Regions from separate parts of the Mus musculus genome. Here region 2 is linked to region 1. Evidence: chromatin loops called from intact Hi-C (ENCODE). Cell type or tissue: heart. All regions are shown on one strand. Each heading gives the region's core, and the rest is flanking DNA. Links, peaks and the distances in the headings are about the cores only.

Region 1 (2,906 bases), core at 156-2,655:
TTGGTCTGTTCAGGATTCAGTAAACTCTTAACATTTGGTACATAACTTGGGTTGAATTCACTAGAAGATCTTCAGAGAACATGGGGTTGGAAGTCATTGTATTCACAGTGAGTGAACACCCCACCACCGGAGAAGTCAAGGTCCATGAAAGGAAAGCAGCAACTCTAGAAATCATAACAAGCCTTAGAGAGAAGGCATTATAGGAGTGGGTAAGCCATGTAGGGAGGGGAGGCAGTGACAGTGTGGGGAAGGCCACATAGGCACGGGCAGGTGGGGTCGGCATGGAGCAGAAGGTAGAGGTGTAGGGTAGGCAAAGAAGAGATGAGGCAGGCAGTGTCAACACTGGGCAGGTGGTGTAGACAAGAGGAAGGTCATTAGTAAATGATGTTATCTGCCCAAGACACTTGGAGACATCTTTCTGCAGACATATATCTAAAGGGGGGTTAAGGCAATGGAACCCTTAAGAACCCTCTTTAGAAAGATTTATGGTGTGTGTGTGTGTGTGTGTGTGTGTGTGTGTACATGAGTATGGTGCCTGTGGAGGCCAGAGGAGGATCCCGGAACCCCTGGAGTTAGAGGTGCCAAGAACTCTAGTCTGTAAGACTAGCAAGTGCTCTTAACTGCTGAGACTTCTCTCCAACACTAAAAATGCTCTTACACCCAGAATGGAAACTGGTTTTCTGTGGGCTGAGGAGCAGAGAACACACACACACACACACACACACACACACACACACACACACACACACATACACAGAAAGAGAGAGAGCTTCCTGGCACTCATGTCTTTTAATACCCAAGGGCCTCTTTGTGACCATTTTAGGTTCACTCTTCTGTAAGTAGTTTGCAGCCACAGGGATACTTCTAGGATGATCTCTTTGCAAGAACAGAGACTAGAAAGCCAGATGGCTTTTCCCTCTCTGTACAGGCCCTCCTCTTCTCCTCTGTTCTTGTGCTCCAGCAGCTAGACTTAGCACATTTCTGCTCAGAAAATGTAATTCTGGAGACCCAGGCCTGTCCTAAGAGTGTGAGAGCTGTGGAAGCAGCACCAGAAGCAAATGTCTACAGTCAGACATGAGCGTTGAAAAGCTTCCAGGAGTATCAGACATTTACCCAGGCTCCTCCTGCCTAGGTTAAGCGCCCAGAGAAAGCTGTGGTCATTCCCCAAGTTGGCCATTAGGTGGCACCCCCATCGCCAAGCAAGAGCTCTGTCGGGCTCTCATTTCATGTAGAGCAATGTCAAGACTTCCTACCACTGTCACAATGTCCAAAGGTGGAACTTCTTTCCCCTTTGACTGGAGGAGTTTTATTAAACACACACAAACTTTTCAATGCTCATTATAAAAGCAATGTTTCTGATTTTCCTAATAAAGACTAGTCACTATTTTACATTTAGCTCACCCCTAGAAGGAAGTTAAAAGTATGGTTAGATCTTTAGCAACACAGACTTATTTGGGAAAGAAATGACACAAAGAAGCCTATCACTCTCGTCGTGTGACAGACCACAAATAGGAATTTTGCTCTAGATTCCCGGCACCCAAGGGACACACCTGTGGGAATGGTCACTTCTTTCTCCACAGTGGAGCTGTGGGGAGAATCTGGAAGTGCTACACCCACCATATAGCAAATCCAGACGCTAAAGGGCGCCATTTGAATACAGCGTCCTCATGGGCGATGAGCGATGTCGGGAGACTTGAGCTTGCTGAGGGTTTCTACAGTCCTGGAGTCAAAGCCTTCAGCATTCCTTCTGCCTTCTGAACAGACGTTACCCTCACATCACACTCCGCATCCCCACTTGAACTTGGAGGCACTCACGTTGTCCTCGAATGTCTTACTTTGTCCTAGTGTGGAGTCCACCATGTACCCAGTGTTATATCCATTAGCATGTTTGCTTGTTTTTCAAGACAGGGTCTCACTCTGTAGTTCTGACTGTCCTGGAACTCGCTATATGGACAGGTGGGCCTCAAAATCACAGAGATCCTCCTGCCTCGCTGGCCCCAGGAGTGCTGAGATTGAAGTATGCGCCGCCATGCCCGGCACCAGCCTCTCGAGAAGCAACCTTGGGTTCCTGGTCTCTCGTTGCTGGAGCTCCATGAAGGCCTAGGCTAGCGCTCTCACCTCTGTCTGCGGGATACTGATCTTAATCTGGCACTTCACAGAACCTAAAGCATTTACACCAGGGTTCCAAACAGCTGTATGGACTTCTCCAGTGCGACCCGAGGTGTGGGTTACACTCTCCAGCTCAGGCTCTTTCTGACATGCGTCCACCACGCTCCCTGAAGAACACATGGTGAGTTTTCCGTTGTTCTGCCCTTGATCTGAGCTCTTGTGCCGCTGATGATGTCTCTGGCCAGAACACGGCTCACCTTGCCTTTCTGTCCACTCGTGAACTCCGCCACAGGAAAGCTCCTGACAAGTTTCTCAACTTATTCATGGGCTGGCCCAGGAGAAGAAGTAGAATGGTGCAAAAACAAAGAAAACAAAACAAACCCTCACAATATAGCATTATAAACTTTAAACCCCCAAAAAGATCGTGGCTAGGAGTCCTCAACAAACTGACAAAGTGTCAAGAGAGCCTTATGGGGTGGGAGTGCTTCTGGGATGCCTTGGAATTCAAAGTCAAGTCTCTCAAGCTCTCAAAAATGAGGGCTGTTCCTAAAAGGCGTTCAGAGCCACAGATCTCCGGGGGGGGAAGACTATACTTACTGAGGTAGCTTGCAGGCCAGCCTAGGGTTCAGATGGTGAGGCCTTGGGGGAAACAAGGCCACAGGCCTGTCCTTGTGCTCAGAGCCCACTCAGGGTTGGTACTTTGAACATAAACTTGCTCATGCTTCAGGGCTCACCCATATCTTTTCCTCACATACCTCTCAAGCTCACAATGCTGCCTCTTTGTCAGGTGGGTGGGT
Region 2 (2,906 bases), core at 182-2,681, 52 kb after region 1:
TTGACAGCACTGGGCAAGGAACAGAGACCAGAGCAATTTGTGAAGCTAGCTGTGAGAGCCAGAGTTTGTGGGAAAGCGTTAGCAAGCAAGCAGGCAGCTGCTAGTCCCAGAACCAGCATACATATAAAAATAAATTTATGTCATTTGCAGGGAAATTGATAGGACTACAGATTACTATATAAGAGAAGTAAACCAAACTCAGAATCACACATAATACTGAGTATATTTTTCAAATATATGTGTATAGGACATGAAGTTTGAAGGGGCTCTTTGGGAGAAGACAGGGACTCACAGGAGCGAGACAAGGAGACAAGAGTGTGCTATAGAGTAAAGGGACCATAAGTGAAGTCGTAGCTCATTATTTGGTTAGAAGACAAAAAAAAAAAAAAAAAAAAAAGGACTGAAAGAGCCCAGCACACATGGAGGCTTGTGGCAGGCGACTGCTTACGGCAGGACCTTAAGCCACAGCTAAGAAGCACTGTGCTTTCACCCCGTCACCAGAAGGCTAGAGCCTTGTTTTCAGTCCTTCCCTCAAGTAGACAGGTCATCCAGGCGGGGGAGTCGAGAGAGCAGACTCCCTTGGTACCATGTGACTCTCCCTTAGGCCTCCTCATACAGGAGTTGCTTCTCCCTTTGTCCCATCCTCAGCAAGGCCTTTCTCCTTCCAGAGCTATCATGAGCAGCTGGTGAGTCCTGAATTGTGTTCATAGAATGGCTGCCAAGGATCCTCCTTCCTTTGAATTGCATTCAAAACAGGAAGTGCCCAGACAGGCCATCAGACTCCTAAGAGCTCTCTGATACATCCTGTGGCTCAGAAATTAATCCCAAGCACCTCATGGTCTCCTGCCAACGACAGCCCATTATTTACCTCTCTCTTTCCCAGGATCTATCAAATTACCTTGGCATGTCACGTACATACCTTGTGGAGCTTGTCAGCGTTGTCATAGCAGCCCTGAAGCTCCTGGTGAAGCACACGGTTCTCCTCTGTCAGGATCTCTACCATTTGCTGGGCTCGCTCCACAATCGCAAAGGCATCCGGTCCAAGCTGCTGGTTGGGGGAGGCTGGTAGGGGCTGTGAAGCCGCCAGGCTTATGGGAAGTGGAAGAGGCAGGGAGACGGAGTGCAGAGTACCACCGATGGAGGAGGTCTGAGAGGACATGGGGCTATGCTGCTGCACCGTAGATGGAAAAGGCAGCTGGCAGGGCCGGCTGCAAGGGAAGAGAGGACCAGTCATCAGACTCCAGAGGACATATGGAAGACCAAGGAAGGCCACCGGCACAGACACTGTCAGTGGCTTCCCTCAGCAGGGGTCAGCCGTGCACTTCCTCACACTCTGCTAAGTTAAGCGGCAGGTTAAGGCTCAGGTAGTATTTATCACATTCCTCTCACTAGGAAGACAGTGGACCAGGCAGAGCAGGTCTCTGCTCTCCAGAAGAGACAAGCAAGCCATGCTGAAAGTGGAGTCTTGTTCTCCGAAGAAAGGAATTTTGGAGAAGCGATTTCTGTGTGAGAGGTCAGAGCAAGAGTTTCTCAAAGTCTGGAAGAAAGAACCAGGGATTTGGGTGGAAGGGTGAAGCCAGGGAAAGATGTACAAGATGGCAGGAAGTAGCATCAGACAGCATCACCACATGGAAGAAAGCACACCCACAGGGCAGCAGTGCTAGACGGGGGTGGGAGGGTCTGTGCAAGCTGCAGCCACACTTCCATAAGAGGCACACAGAGGCCACTGAGGGCTGCCTCGCTAGGAGTGATGTGCTGAGAACTCAGTGTAAAGGCAGAGCCCAGGAGAAGTCTGGGTATGAATATGAAGAATGAGAAAAACAAAGATGGAGGAAGATAAAATATTATTTCTAGATATGGGGCTCAGCAAGAAATGGGTAGGGGTACCACTTAATCAAATGGGAAAGTATGAGCAAAGGACTGGCTTGTTTTGATCTGTTGGTTCTGGGGTCTAAACTTCCAGACTTCACATCTAGCCCGATGATAAAGGAGCCAACAGTGTCCTTCAACAGCTCAGTACCTGGTGCTGAACTTCAACTTGGAATCATGAATTTCTACCTCCGGTCTTCACTTCCCCTCCCCCTTCCCCTTCCCCCAAATTCTTCAGAATTCTGTCAGCCTGTTTCATGAGAATAACCATGTTTTCTTTCAGGCTAAGCCAAGGGCTCCTCATAGGAACCTGCACAGGTGCAGGAACAAATGGCAGTCATAGATCTTAATATCGGGTTCTCCCATCCCTGCTGTCCCTCTACAAGGTTTAGCTTTCTTGTTAATCTCTACTTCCAAGTCTTAGAACTGGAGGAGGGGTGATGAAACTCGACTGTAAGACAGCTCTGTGTGCTGGCACAGCCTGTACTCCCAGCACTTGGCAGAGGCAGAGGCAGAGGCAGAGGCAGAGGCAGAGGCAGAGGCAGAGGCAGAGGCAGAGGCAGAGGCAGAGGCAGAGGCAGAGGCAGAGGCAGAGGCAGAGGCAGAGGCAGAGGCAGAGGCAGAGGCAGAGGCAGAGGCAGAGGCAGAGGCAGAGGCAGAGGCAGAGGCAGAGGCAGAGGCAGAGGCAGAGGCAGAGGCAGAGGCAGAGGCAGAGGCAGAGGCAGAGGCAGAGGCAGAGGCAGGAAGATGACCACAAGTTCAAGGAGAACCTGGGCTACATGTGATCAGTTACAGGGCAGTCTGGGCTAAAGAGTAAGACCCTGTCTCATAAAGCATAAATAAAAATTTTAAAAATCTGGCATCAGTCCAAAACTACCTATTATTTCTGTCAAAGGGTGAGCCTTCCAGAGAATGTCACTTACATGTGTAACTTGTGGCCATTCACAACCAAAAGTCACAGCACTCCTCCAATGTCCCACCAGGAGGTTATTGAGACCTACATTTTCCTTTTGAGTACATTTTCTTTAGACCCTGAT

The links. Peaks named below come from ENCODE experiments on the same cell type or tissue, not always from the same donor. Only the 100,000 strongest peaks of a DNase experiment are listed, where the experiment ranks them.
Region 2: it touches region 1 in a loop (2.0-fold over the local background); 1 of 42 quality-filtered maps calls a loop at or near these places.

Annotation. Positions count from the first base shown.
Region 1 is chr9:14,522,677-14,525,582 of GRCm38, forward strand. No RefSeq gene overlaps it. Among named protein-coding and RNA genes, the nearest start is that of Cwc15, 24 kb to the left of the region's middle. In heart, for the core only: no CTCF peak of the experiment used is centred there; a DNase peak (open chromatin) is centred at 1,175; H3K27ac peaks cover 263 bases.
Region 2 is chr9:14,574,232-14,577,137 of GRCm38, forward strand. It overlaps Amotl1 (angiomotin-like 1), which reads right to left. Exons shown (of 13, transcript NM_001081395.1): 4 at 920-1,208. Among named protein-coding and RNA genes, the nearest start is that of Amotl1, 39 kb to the right of the region's middle. In heart, for the core only: a CTCF peak has its summit at 1,307; a DNase peak (open chromatin) is centred at 730.